Regions from separate parts of the Homo sapiens genome. Here region 1 is linked to region 2. The links are chromatin contacts, found by Hi-C or POLR2A ChIA-PET in ENCODE. All regions are on one chromosome and are shown on one strand. The core of a region is the stretch at or near the end of the contact, and the rest is flanking DNA. Distances in the headings are between cores, read along the strand shown.

Evidence for each region. A loop is a pair of places that touch in the nucleus more often than their neighbours do. ChIA-PET counts read pairs that join two places held with the same protein, here RNA polymerase II (POLR2A). Pooled maps may share reads with other maps.
Region 1: a map of heart left ventricle shows a loop between it and region 2 (2.1-fold over the local background). The contact joins two enhancer-like sites. A Hi-C loop is called at or near these places in 16 of 168 maps with a recorded cell type or tissue (CD14-positive monocyte, CD4-positive, alpha-beta T cell, CD4-positive, alpha-beta memory T cell and 10 more), 10 of 37 single-sample maps with no recorded cell type and 21 of 50 pooled maps. POLR2A ChIA-PET finds 5 or more read pairs at or near these places in 26 of 52 experiments (AG04449, AG04450, CD4-positive, alpha-beta T cell and 18 more).

Annotation. Positions count from the first base shown.
Region 1 is chr11:12,214,654-12,217,670 of GRCh38, forward strand. MICAL2 (microtubule associated monooxygenase, calponin and LIM domain containing 2) reads left to right here. Exons shown (of 28, transcript NM_001282663.2): 8 at 1,566-1,666. The region is part of intron 2 of LOC124902634 (a long non-coding RNA gene); the gene reads right to left. Among named protein-coding and RNA genes, the nearest start is that of MIR6124, 52 kb to the left of the region's middle. RefSeq lists enhancers at 2,218-2,718, 2,719-3,017. Within about 2 kb of position 1,723, at least 13 of the 41 ENCODE cell types and tissues checked have a DNase peak (open chromatin) inside an H3K27ac peak, as active enhancers do; they include PC-9 and heart left ventricle, where a contact is called at or near this core.
Region 2 is chr11:12,181,139-12,184,300 of GRCh38, forward strand. All of the region lies in intron 3 of MICAL2 (microtubule associated monooxygenase, calponin and LIM domain containing 2), which reads left to right. Among named protein-coding and RNA genes, the nearest start is that of MIR6124, 19 kb to the left of the region's middle. RefSeq lists an enhancer at 1,196-1,696. Within about 2 kb of position 1,598, at least 20 of the 41 ENCODE cell types and tissues checked have a DNase peak (open chromatin) inside an H3K27ac peak, as active enhancers do; they include PC-9 and heart left ventricle, where a contact is called at or near this core.

The sequences.
Region 1 (3,017 bases), core at 473-2,972, 34 kb after region 2:
GACACATGAAGTTTATTTAAAATTCAAATTTCAGCATCCATAAATAAAAGCTGATTGTCGCCCAGCCATGTCCATTTCTTTACATAACTGTTGATGGCTGCTTCCACCATGAGAGATCATGAAAGAGACCATAGGGCCCACAGGCCAGAAATATTTCCTAGCTGGTCCATCACACACACACACACACACACACAACTTGCTGACCTCTGATTTAGGCCTTCCAGTTATTTACTGTTACAGATAACACTGCTTCTGTTAAATTATTTCTTTAACATCATTTCCTAGGAATGGCATTAGTTGTTGAGCAAGATTGTACTTCTCACTGGCCTGGAGGGTATGTGCTCACTGCACAACCCTCTCAGTTTCACCTCCATTGCATTATTCCATTAAAAGCTTGAATATTTCCTGCCAGCATATGGTGTCCTTTTGAATGCTTTGAGAATCCTCCAACCCTCCCTTCCTCTAAAAAACCAAGAAAATAAATACTTAAGCCACTCAATATAAATGAGAGCAGGACATTGAGTGGGTTTTTCCACGTTTCAGTGAACTTCCTTGAAACTTTGCTGTGGTTGTCACCTTCGGCCATCGTTTCACAACAGTGCCCTCAGACAGTGACAGTCGCGACCTTCCTGATTCTCCTGGGGGCCCTCTGCATTGATGCCTGTTTCCTATTTAACCGTAATAAAGGTGCTCCTATGGTTACCCAGCACGCCTTGTGTAAATGCTGATATGTCGCCATGTGCCTGTTCCTTTCTCTCCCTTCAAATAAGCCAGTCAGCCTCACACTTGAGTATGAATTGGCATCACCTAGAGCTTGTTAAAGCACAGCGTGCTGGCCCTATCCCCAGGGTTTCTGATTCAGTGAGTCTGAAGAAGGGCCCTGATAATTTGCATTGCTAGTATGTCCTCAGGTGATGCTGATGCTGTTGGCCAGAGACCTCCCTTTGAGAACCGTGGAGCTAAGCTCTCATTGCACAGCATGGTTTTAAATGCAGGAACTTAGTGTGTAAAATGTCTTGTGATTGGTGGAAAGCACAAAAAGATACAGCCCAGCCTTCTAACCTGAGTTGTTCCTACCACTGCACTCGGGTTTTCACATACAAGCCGGGAAACAGTAGAAATATTCCTTGGCATAGTCATTGGAGAATTCCCACAGCTCTATGCTACTATGGGCGCATGGAGGGCACAGTGGACAGGACTTGGAGCTAGATGGGCTGGGGTTCAAATCCCAGCCCTGTCATTGCTGAGCTTCTGTGGCCATGGCCGGCACTTGGCTTTTCTGCACAATTACCCGGCTCTAACTTATACTGGCCCACAACCCCTACAGACGTTGTGAGTTTTAACAGGAATAATGCCGCTATAGAACTATAGAAGCTAGCTGCTTTGACTTGGGTAGATTCTGGCACTCTGTTTTATCTTTGCCAGCCTTGTGTGCCTTAAAAACTGGTCTAACATGAATATTCTGCAGATAAATAACAAGACCAATAGTGAGGCAAAGTACAGTTCCTGGCACACAGTTGGTGCCGAGGAAGTAACACTGAGCTTGTGAATGCTTCTCTTTTCAGGCATAGATCTTGAGAACATTGTTTACTACAAGGACTGCACCCACTATTTTGTAATGACAGCCAAGAAGCAGAGCCTGCTCGACAAAGGTGTCATCATTAACGTACGTACCTCTTGGCTGCGATTTCCCGACTTCGCGACCTGGGCTGGTGACATCAGCAGGTGTGAAGGCAGATGTCGTCCTGCCAGAAACTGAGCGAGGGGAGGAGGGGGGAAGGTGCCACCAGCTTACACCCTTCTTTTTCTTGGTGTTACATGAGTATTGGATAAAGGAGCCCACGCCAATATGCACAGAGAATTTTCTGCAGAGGGACGTGTGCTGCTGTGAGACCTTTACCAGGTGTTAATGTGGATCAACTGAGTCTTTTCCTTCCCAAGTCTCATCCAGCCTTGCCTCTTCTCTGGGAGGTCACATGTCATTTGGAGGCAGATGGGGGCTCCTTGTCCTAATGAGACATAGGCATCCTTTGACTTGTGAATTTCATGCTGTGGAGCCTTGTCACAGTGTGGGGGAATTTCATTATTCATGCAGTCAAAAAGACTCGATCTGCATCTTGACTCTGCCACATACCTCCTCCAGACTGTGGGCAAACTGTGTATCCTTCCTGAACCTCAGTCTTCTTATCTACAAAATAGGAATGATAGTTTCTGCCTGAAAGGGTTCTTGGAAGGAGCAAACAGAAGATATATATAGAGCACCTGGCACAGTGCCCGGCAGAGGGTGGGTTTGTAGATTCCCTCTGTAACTTCTCAGCCTTGTTTGCACACTGGCTTTTTTGTCCTGCTGGCTTCCTGGCCTCTGCTTCGTGGCCTTGCGACTTCATGCTTAAGCACGGAGCAGGGTTGGAAGGAAGAAACATGGAGTAGTGGCCCCTGACTGGAAGCTTCTTCGGACAGGTGTACAACCCTTCCAGAGCCCCTGTAGTTGCTGCCACTGTCACTGCTGCTGCTGCAACCTCAAGATAAGGATCACACTGCCCAAGTTCAGCCTGCTGTCTGGGTGTCAGCCTGGAGCCCAGGCAGCACGGTGGCCATTCATTGCTGCTTGTCAGAGAAGAATGCAGCTATCTTCTTTCCTGCGTGTGCTGGCAGCCGTCTGGGTGGCATTAGTAACCCAGCCACCCCGTGGGCCTTCTCCACTTCAGCTCAGGTCTTTGCTGAGAGCCTGAGTTGTAGACGGAGGCTGTGAATGCGGGCTTGGTGAAGTGGGCTGAGCACGCCAGCAGATGGGTGGGCGATGGGCTTCAGCAGTGTCCCACTGCTGACTGTCAGTCTGGGAGTGGTGGCGTCCCCTTCTTCCCTCTGCCTCACAGAAGTTGCCTCCTGAAGTTGCCGCCTTAGTCTGAAACTGGGGGGTGCAGGGGTGTAGGGGTAGCGGGCAGCTTTGCAGAGGAGAGGTTAGGCAGGCAGGCAAAGCTTGATGGGTTTTGTGTTTTGCAGAGCACCGTGGCCTC
Region 2 (3,162 bases), core at 348-2,847:
TTGCTATGTTGGCCAGAATGGTCTCAAACTCCTGACCTCAGGTGGTCCACCCACCTTGGCCTCCCAAAGCGCTAGGATTACAGGCATGAGCCACCGTGCCCGGCCTATTCTTACATTTATTTTCAAAAGAAATTCTGTCAGAAATATTTAAGGAGGGCAACAGCATTATTTTATATTTATGAATGTCTGGTTTTAGAATTTCACCTTTGTTTATTAGAAATTCTCGATTAAAGTCCTGGTACTATGAATCTGATGGATTTAGTAGTTTTCAATTTGCGGTTAAGGATGGCATTTGTAGCCTTATATCAGCTTCAATGTCTAATTTATTTTGTTTTGTTTACGTGAACTCAAAATCCATCCAGCCAAGAAGAGAATTTCAAGTAAAATGGTTTTTTTAACAGCTTACTTTACAGTCTCTTCAATTACAATAATCTGTAAACTTGAACATGAAGTAGGTAGATGTGTTTAACTTGCTTTAAGATTCAACCTTGAAACCAAACTTTTCTGCTTTGTAAGATCAAGGCAGCATCACCCACTTTAAAGAAAAGCTGTCAGTAGGACATGAGTTAGCTTAACAGGGGCCTGCAACATTAAAACATTCAATAAATCGCAACTGCTATTATTTTGTCCTACAGGTTTAAGGAAAAGTTGACAACTGTCCCCCATGCTGGGGATTCATGGTAGTGCTAGTCTGGTACACGGATTTTTAATTTCCTGGGGTCTGTGAACTTGAATGAAGAAAAAACCCTTTATTTTTACTAACCTCTAACTGAAACGTAATATATTCCCCAATTACAGGGACACTGTAGGCAACAAATCCATCTTAGGAGTGCCTGTGACTTCATCACTAATAGAAATCACAAATATTTTCATTCCTTCTTGCAGTGGTTGCAGATATCTCAAGCTAGGATTTACACTTACAACTAGAAATTATTATAAGTGAATAATTATTGAAATTATTGTAAGGTGTTAGACCTACAACTAGATCTTGTTACTTACTATTAGCTATGCTAGATCTGTTAATGTTTTGTTTTATGATTTAAAGAAAATATTCTGAGAAGGTGTCCATAGGTTTTATCAAGTTACTGAGATGGTTTGTGGCATAAAAATGGTTAAGGACCCCTGTTCTGATGCCATAGAGCTGGGAATAGAGGGGTCAGGAGCCATGTGGGGCCTGCCAGTGTAGTGGGTCAGGGGTGGGGGAGTTGCTGAAAAGAGCTTGGAAGGGATCCGGGTCAAATCTCTGCTCCTCTGCTTTTTAGTTTTGTGACTGGGGGCCAATTACTGGCTTGAGACCAAATTTCCACATCTGTAAAACAGCAATATTCTAACACACCGTAGCGGCTTTAGCACACACGACACGATTCCTAGCGATAGGAAATTGTCAGAAACGTAAATTCCTCTTTCCCTTCCTCCCAACTCTGTTCTGTTCCCTCTTGTGTGATATGAGAGATTTTAGTAGATGGCCTCTCTAAGGTCTTTTAAATGCACTGTGATTCTACGTTTTTCCTTTAATTAAGGTCACACCACACAGTCCATTGTTCGAGTCAGAGGTGGTGTCGTAATGCCTCAATGGATGGCTAGTCTTCCCTTCCTGGAGCAGCAGTGAGACGTTCAGACCCTTTCTGACCCTCCTCCCACTGTCCACCTTGGCTCTCCCTGGCTCACCTCCAGCCTGAGCTCATGGGTTGGGAATGTGTAGGCCGATCCTCTGCTCACTGGAGTGCTTGCAAGAGGGCCTTGGGGTAACATGTTCTGAGACCTATTCCTATACTGCCTGCCCCAGCTGATAGCAGGCCTGGGAAACCCATTAATCATTGTCCTCGGTGGCCCCGCAGACCTGCGTTTACTCTCACTGCTTCTCTATCTGCTGTTCCAAGCCAACTGTTCTTAGATGGAAAATGCAGCCTATTGTTGTCTTGGTGGAAAGGCGCTAAAATGATGGAATGCTTTCTTTGTTCAGGAAGTTAGGAGTATGTGGGGTGGGGGAGATGGCTTAATGCCTTCATGAAACCATATCCTGACTCCTTTTTTTTTTTCTTTTTTTTAAATCCTGAATCAGAAAAGTTTTGTGGTCACTGGGTTTGGATGTAATACATTGTTGTGGTTTTGTTGCTTTGTCATTTAACTGACCTGGGCCTTGGAATCATGCTCTATTTCAACTCAGTTTTCAGAGTGGGTGAACACGTTTGGCGTGCCCAGCTGACCGCTGCATTGCTCATTAAAATGATTGCCAGAGTCATGGCCTGGTGGACATCTGTCCACACTCAGCATGTCCTCCCCCTTGTCCTGGCCCAGACACAGAGCCTCTGCTCCAGCTCAGAGCCCAGAATCTAACCGCCTGTGCCCTTCTCAGGCACAGATGTTTCTGAGACTGAACTGAGCCAAGAGAGGTGGATGGTGCATTTGGGGTCTTAAATATCACTGGTAGGATGCTGGCTAGGGACTGTGGAGGTGAGAGGGACACTCTTGCTTCAGGACATAGGAGAAGTAGGTGTGCTGTGGACACTGTTGACATAGACTACCCTTGAAGCTCTTATTTCTTCAAGCCACAGAGTGAGACGGTGGTGTGGCACAGGGCCTGAGAGCATGGTCTTTGAGGTCAGACCAACCTGGGTTTGCATCCCACTTATGGCTGTGAGACTTTTTTTTATTTTTTTGAGACAGGGTCTCACTCTGTTGTCCAGGCTGTTGTGCAGTGGCACAAATCAGCTCACTGCAACCTCCATCTCCTGGGCTCAAGTGATCCTTCCACCTCAGCCTCCCGAGTAGCTGGGACCACCGGTGTGCACTACTATGTTTGCCTAATTTTTGTGTGCTTTTGCAGAGATGGGTTTTGCCATGTTGCCCAGGCTGGTCTTGAACTCCTGAGCTCAAGTGATCCACTCGCCTTGGTTTCCCAAAGTGCTGGGATTACAGGTGTGAGCCACCACGTCGGATCTTGGCTGTGTGACCTTAAGCATGTTACTTCACCTCTCTGTGCCTCAGTTTCCTTAATTGAAAAATGATAATAGTCTCCAACTTTGAGGGTGATTGTGAGGCCTGGATAAAATAATATGTGTAAAGCACTTAGAACAGTGGCCGGCATAGAGGAAGATGATTACCTTTGTCATGATTACTGTTTGTCAGGACTGTTTGAAAGGACTCTGAGCGGAAGCTCTC